Linked DNA regions of Homo sapiens: region 1 is linked to region 2. A link is a loop called in an ENCODE intact Hi-C map of the cell type or tissue named here. Cell type or tissue: sigmoid colon. All regions are shown on one strand. Links, peaks and the distances in the headings refer to the core of each region. The heading gives the core; the rest is flanking DNA.

Region 1 (2,912 bases), core at 312-2,811, 58 kb before region 2:
TGCTATGCTGGGCTTCCTCCCTGTGCCACAGTCTGGAAAGTGCCTAAAGTCAGAAAGGGTTATGAAGGGACTGTCAGGGACCACAGTCTTGTGCCTCCTTTTACCCAATGTCTGAAAACTGTAATTTCATATATTTTGTCCAGTGTTATTGTTGCTTACTGCGGGAGGGCTAGGCCAGTATCAGTTAATCTGTTGTGGCCAGAAGCAGAATCCTAAGTGTGCTATATTGGGAAATTTCATTGGAAGGCTTCCCTGAGGAACAAATAATGATTGAAATGAAAAGCCATGGAGAAGTGGCTCACCTGGTCTCCTGAAGTGTCCACCTTTTGCCTCCCCACTAGTTCCTCTGAGATTTTTAGGTAAAAGGGTTATTAAGGTGGATTTAAAGAAGTTTTGTCTTATTTCTGGTTTTCAGCTAACTAGCAAAACTAAAATGTGTCTAGAGCTAGTCCCAGGTAATTTCCCCTAACTCTTCACAAGTTAATCACAGATTCACAAAGTGAACTTTTTAAAGCTATTTGTTTTGTTAGTCTAAGAAGTAAACATGCTAATGTAACTAACGAAATGTCTTGAAGAAACATTAAAGTTTGGAAATAATGTCCATCTCTGGCAAATAGTGGAACTTAGCCCTCCCAAAATACTACAGGTATCAGTTATGAAGGCTACAAGTTTGTATCAAAGAGGTGGAATGAAGGGACGTGGGAGACTGGGTTTAAATTTTTGCTTTGCTTTTTTTTGTTTGTTTGGAGTGCAGTGGTACAATCATAGCTCACTGCAGCCTGAAACTCCTAGACTTGAGGGATCCTCCCATCTCAGCCTCCTGAGTGTCTGGGACTACAGGCATGTTCCACCATACCTGGCTAAGTTTTTTAATTTTCAGTAGAGCCAGGGTCTCACTATGTTGGTTTCAAACTCCTGGCCTCAAATGATCCTCCAGCCCTGGCCTCCGAAAGTACTGAGATTACAGGTGTGAGCCACTGTGCCCAGCCTCCAATGCTTTTTCTAACTGCCAACCTTGGGCAGGTCCTTTGACACCTCTGGGCTGTGTGTGTGTGTGTATGTGTGTGCGTGTGTTTTCTTCTGTAGATGAGGAAGTGAGGTTAGCTCCTTTCTGGCTTCAAGGCAGCAAGTAGAGGCCTTTTGTTACATGCATGTGGTTTCAGAATCAGACCTGTAATTGAACCTCGGGCTTGCCACCCACAGTCTGGGAGGCCTTGGAAAATGTACTGCTTCCTCTGGAGCCCCAGGTTTCTCTTTAAAACTGGAATAACTAATGTTAAGGTTATCATGAGGACAAATGATGTAACAAACCATGTGCTCAGCTCAGAGCCCAGCACAAGGTAAAGGTATGTAACAGGCCACCAAAAAAATGAACCTCCTAAAGTAATGGGTGGTAAGTTAGCACAGTATGCCTATCTGTACTGCATTCGATGCTTCTGCAAGTCCTGGCTGCTAAGCATGTGTTGCCCTAGTGAATGTAAATCTTAATAGGAAAAGAATAATTCCAAGCACTTAGAAAGTGAAGGAGGCAATGATTTTTACATGTGTACGGATCAAACGGAATCGTTCCACTGAATGTGCATGAGCCCTCGCCTCAGTGCTGGTGAAGGCAGCCAACAGCTGTTTCTATTTAATTCTTCAACTTGATCTCGCCCATTCCCAGCCTCCCAGCTCTACCAGAGCAGCTGGAAGTCCTCACAGATTCTTTTGTGAAGCTTCCCTTCCCAGGGCAGGCCGGAGCCAGCCCTGCTTTCCCTGTATGTTTGCTATGATTCCTCTAGTTTTCACTTGACCTCCTGTGCCTGTTAGTTCCCATGCAGTTCTGAATTGGTCTTTTGAGCTTTTAGCTATCGCCAAAGCCTCTGACTGTTCTTCTCTCAAGGTGGGAAGGAATGCATATGGGAATATGGGGAAACAGAATAAGCTTTTGTGGTGCACACTGTTCGTTGCCAACTCAAATTCATTGTCCCTGTCTCTTTTGCTAGTGGAACCTCAGTTTTGTTCAGGGTGGTAATATGCCCGATAAAATGTTGACTTCAACCCTCGCAGCTAGGGGTGGCCAAGTGGAGTAGTCTGGCCGATAAGATGTAAGAGGAAGTTGCCGAGTGGGGCTGTTGGGAAAGCTCTTTATAAAGGAGCTATCTCAAAGGTCATGCTTTTTTTTTTTTCTCCACTTCACCAGGCACTTCACTGGGCCTGACTGCAGAAGCACTGCCTGGAGGTGTAGGAAACATCTCACAAAAATGGAGCTGAAGGCCATGGTCTCGGATGAAAGAGGACAGAGCTCAAAATAGGGTGAGTTACCCCTGGCACCATGGAGCTGCCAAACCAACCTTGGATGACCTAACTCTGGAATCCTTTTTGACATGAAAAGAATGGAACTCCTGTTTCATTTAAGGTAATGTTTAGTTGTTTCTTCTGTTATTTGCAGTATAATGCAAACCTAAGTGATACTACTTTTTGTGTGAAAATAAGATAAGTATTTGTCTGTGTCCATGGGAGAAGTAATAAACTCACCAGCATAGAATGAATTTAAGCAAAGGTTAGATAGACATCACTCAGGGGTGTTTAAAGGGATTCTTGCATTAAGTGGAAAGTTGAACTTGGCAGAAAAGCAGAATGTTTATTAAAGAAAAACCATTTGGGATAAAAGTGGCTTATGGCACCTCAAAGTTAAATTTCAATTACTGTAAAATAAAATTTCTTTATTATTTTAGCACTTAAGGAAGCTACAATTCTATGTGTATAACATATTCCTGTTTCCTACATTTTTTTCAAATCTATGAGGATTAAGAAAACATTTTTAAAATCTGCAGGATTTTAGGAAACACAGCAGAATTTTCATTCAGTGAATCAAGTTCACCTTAATTAAAAAGTTGATTTTAAAAATCGTTATCATTTATGACAGCCTG
Region 2 (2,912 bases), core at 126-2,625:
AAATTTCCCTTCGTGATTTGGGCTACTAAGATCCAGAGGGTTGAGAGTTGAAGAGTTACCCTTATACTCCTTCTGTCCTTATTTTAATACTGCGTACTCCCCTGTACACCTAGACCCTTGTCATTGTATGAATGAATGAACAGATAATTGATTTTCAATAAGGAGATGGGAAAATTGCTGAAGACCTTTGATGCCAGGAGTGTGGAGAAGGGGAAGCACTGAAGAGAGGTTTGTCCCAGTATATGCTCCTCCCACTAATTTGGCAGGGATGTGGGTTACGCCAGAGACTGGAGGAATAAGTGGACCAAACCTCTCTTACTCAAATCCTCCCTTCCTTGGGCTTCACTGTCAAATTTCCAAACCAACCATCTTTTCCAGAAAGGGTCCATAGACTGGGCATGGTGGCTCACACCTGTTATCCCAACACTTTGGGAGGCCGAGGCAGGAGGATGTCTTGAGCCCAGGAGTTTGAGACCAGCCTGGGCAACATAGGAAGACCCCATCTCTACAAAAAAAATAAAAAAATTAGCTGAGTCTGGTGATGTGCACCTATAGTCCTGGCTACTCGGGAGGCTGAGATGGGAGGATCACTTGAGCCAGAGAAGTCAAGGCTGCAGTGAGCCATAATTGCACCACTTCACTCTGGCCTGGGTGGCAAAGTAAGACTCTGTCTCAAATAAATAAAAGAAAAAGGGTCCATAGGATTCACTGCTCCTTAGTCCTCATGGCTGTCCACGTGTGCATAACTTCCGGCAAGGTCAACTGAACCGAAACAGAAGTCATTTCCTTAGGGGTGAAACAAATAAGGCATGAAAAACTAAAGGGTAAACAACTGTATTTTTTTGAGGGATGGGACTCTAGCAAAGTATCAGAATTAAGGCAGGCCTTTGAGGTTTTCTTTCCTTAAAATGATGCTTGATTGATCTCCTCAGTCTATACTTTGTGAACACAGTGTCCAATGCAGGCAGCCTTGCTCGCTTCATAGAAAAAAACCACAGCTCTTCTAATTGTGGCTCTAGCCTATGGAGTGATGATTCTCCCTATGTATGTTCTATCTGGGCCAATCCCAGAGAAGTTTAAGACACTGTTGTTCCAGGGGAAGAGCAATAAAATAGCTAGCATGGATGATTTATACCTGGAACTCATTAAATTTGTTTCCTCTTCTACATCTAAGCTAGCCAAGTATTTTTTGCCGTGGTTTGCTGGCATTTTCCCATCCATCTGGACACATGCCAGAGATAACCCCTCTCATAAAGAACTTTGGAACTATGACTTGAAATAGTGCAGACTTGCATCATGTTTAGCTGTTTGGCAAAGTGGCTTGAAAAATGTGAGTACTTGACGATTTCAAACTGTTGGCAATAATAGGATCTTCTGTTTCCAGGAACACTCTCAGGCTTTTAGGTCTTGTTGTTCTGCTTAAATTATACCAGGTACTAGCCATATTTCTAAGAGTATTTCCTAACATGGGGTCTAAGGATTGTTTGTGTGTGTGTGTGTGTGTGTGTGTGTGTGTGTGTGTGTGTGTATGAGACAGAGGAAGATACAGAGACAGAAAGAGACAGAAAGATGGAGAAAAAGAGACAAAAAGAGACAGAGAGGCAGAGATAGAGTCCTCACTCTTGACTGCAGCTCCTGAAGGAGTTCTTAGAAGCAACTGACACTATTGTCGGAGCATCAGAAATTGGAGTGGGAGAATTAGGTGAAGGCTGAATGAAATGTCAGAGAAGGTTGTAAGGACAGAAAGCAGTCATTCACATTAAGAGGTGAAGGAATATTGTCATAGAATAAAGGGAAGGAAAGATAATTTAAAGAAAAGAATAGAGGTCTTAGACAATCTGCTTGATGATCAAGAATTTCTGACACCAAGAAATAGAAGAATGTACACTTCTCAGAAAAGAGACCATTGGATTAGCATAGAAGGAACCTCCCAAGTTCTTCTGAAGGATGTGGCCCCTGCCCAGCCAATTGGAAGAGAACAACCAAAAAGTTTCTTTGTAGTAGAGGATGCACTGTGATCTCAAGAAACAACTCGTAGCTTCTCTCTAACTTAGGGGAACACAAGGAATCCCTGAGAAACCTAGAAGAGCTGATTAAGCTGAGTCACAGCAGGATACAGTGGCTCATGCCTGTAATCCCAGCACTTTGGGAGGCCGAGGCAGGAGGATTACTTCAGTGGGAGTGTTTGAGAGCAGCCTGGGCAACATAGGGAGACCCCATCTCTATAAAAACAAAACAAAAACAAATATTGATTATAATCATGTATGTGCATGGTAGTGCATGCCTGTGATCCCAGCTACTCAGGAGGCTGAGGTGGGAGGATTGCTGGAGCCCAGGAGGTCAAGGCTGCTTTGAGCCAGGATTGTGCCAATGCACTCTAGCCTGAGCAACAGAGAGATATCTCGTTTCAAAAAGAAAAAGAGAAAAGGAAAAAGTTGAGTCACATTTATGACGGGCTGGAGGAATGAACAAAGAAAAGCTAAGAAAAGGGAAAAGATCCAGGGATGTCTGATGGAACCATTCACGTAAGCCAATGGGTGCCGCCAGTGCTCATAAAGACAATACCTGCCTCATCTTAGATGAAAAAATATGGCGCATGAAGACATAAGTGTTTGTATGGTTACATAACTAGTACATGAGCATCATTCTTGTCTTCCCATAGGGTTTGGAGGACTTCATAGTGGTAAGCTTGTCACAAACAGATGAGAGTTAGTGAGCACCTCATGCATAATCCATCCAGCATCACAGGCCTCGTCCCCTGCCTGCTTCCCTCCGCAGCCTCGAGAAAAGTGAACAGCTCTCTCTCTGCTGCTCACACCAATTGGTGCTCCTGGGGTAGCAGATGACTAGACGATGGAAATATTTTATAGATCCTGTGATTTCAAGAGTAGAGAAAGTAGATTTTTGAAGAG

The links. Hi-C counts contacts between places; a loop is a spot of excess contacts. Peaks named below come from ENCODE experiments on the same cell type or tissue, not always from the same donor. Only the 100,000 strongest peaks of a DNase experiment are listed, where the experiment ranks them.
Region 1: it touches region 2 in a loop (4-fold over the local background); 3 of 110 quality-filtered maps call a loop at or near these places.

The regions. Positions count from the first base shown.
Region 1 is chr18:62,017,012-62,019,923 of GRCh38, reverse strand. It overlaps a transcript of PIGN not described here. Among named protein-coding and RNA genes, the nearest start is that of RNF152, 130 kb to the right of the region's middle. In sigmoid colon, for the core only: no CTCF peak of the experiment used is centred there; a DNase peak (open chromatin) is centred at 1,673.
Region 2 is chr18:61,958,492-61,961,403 of GRCh38, reverse strand. No RefSeq gene overlaps it. Among named protein-coding and RNA genes, the nearest start is that of RNF152, 67 kb to the right of the region's middle. RefSeq lists an enhancer at 2,657-2,826. In sigmoid colon, for the core only: no CTCF peak of the experiment used is centred there; a DNase peak (open chromatin) is centred at 1,233.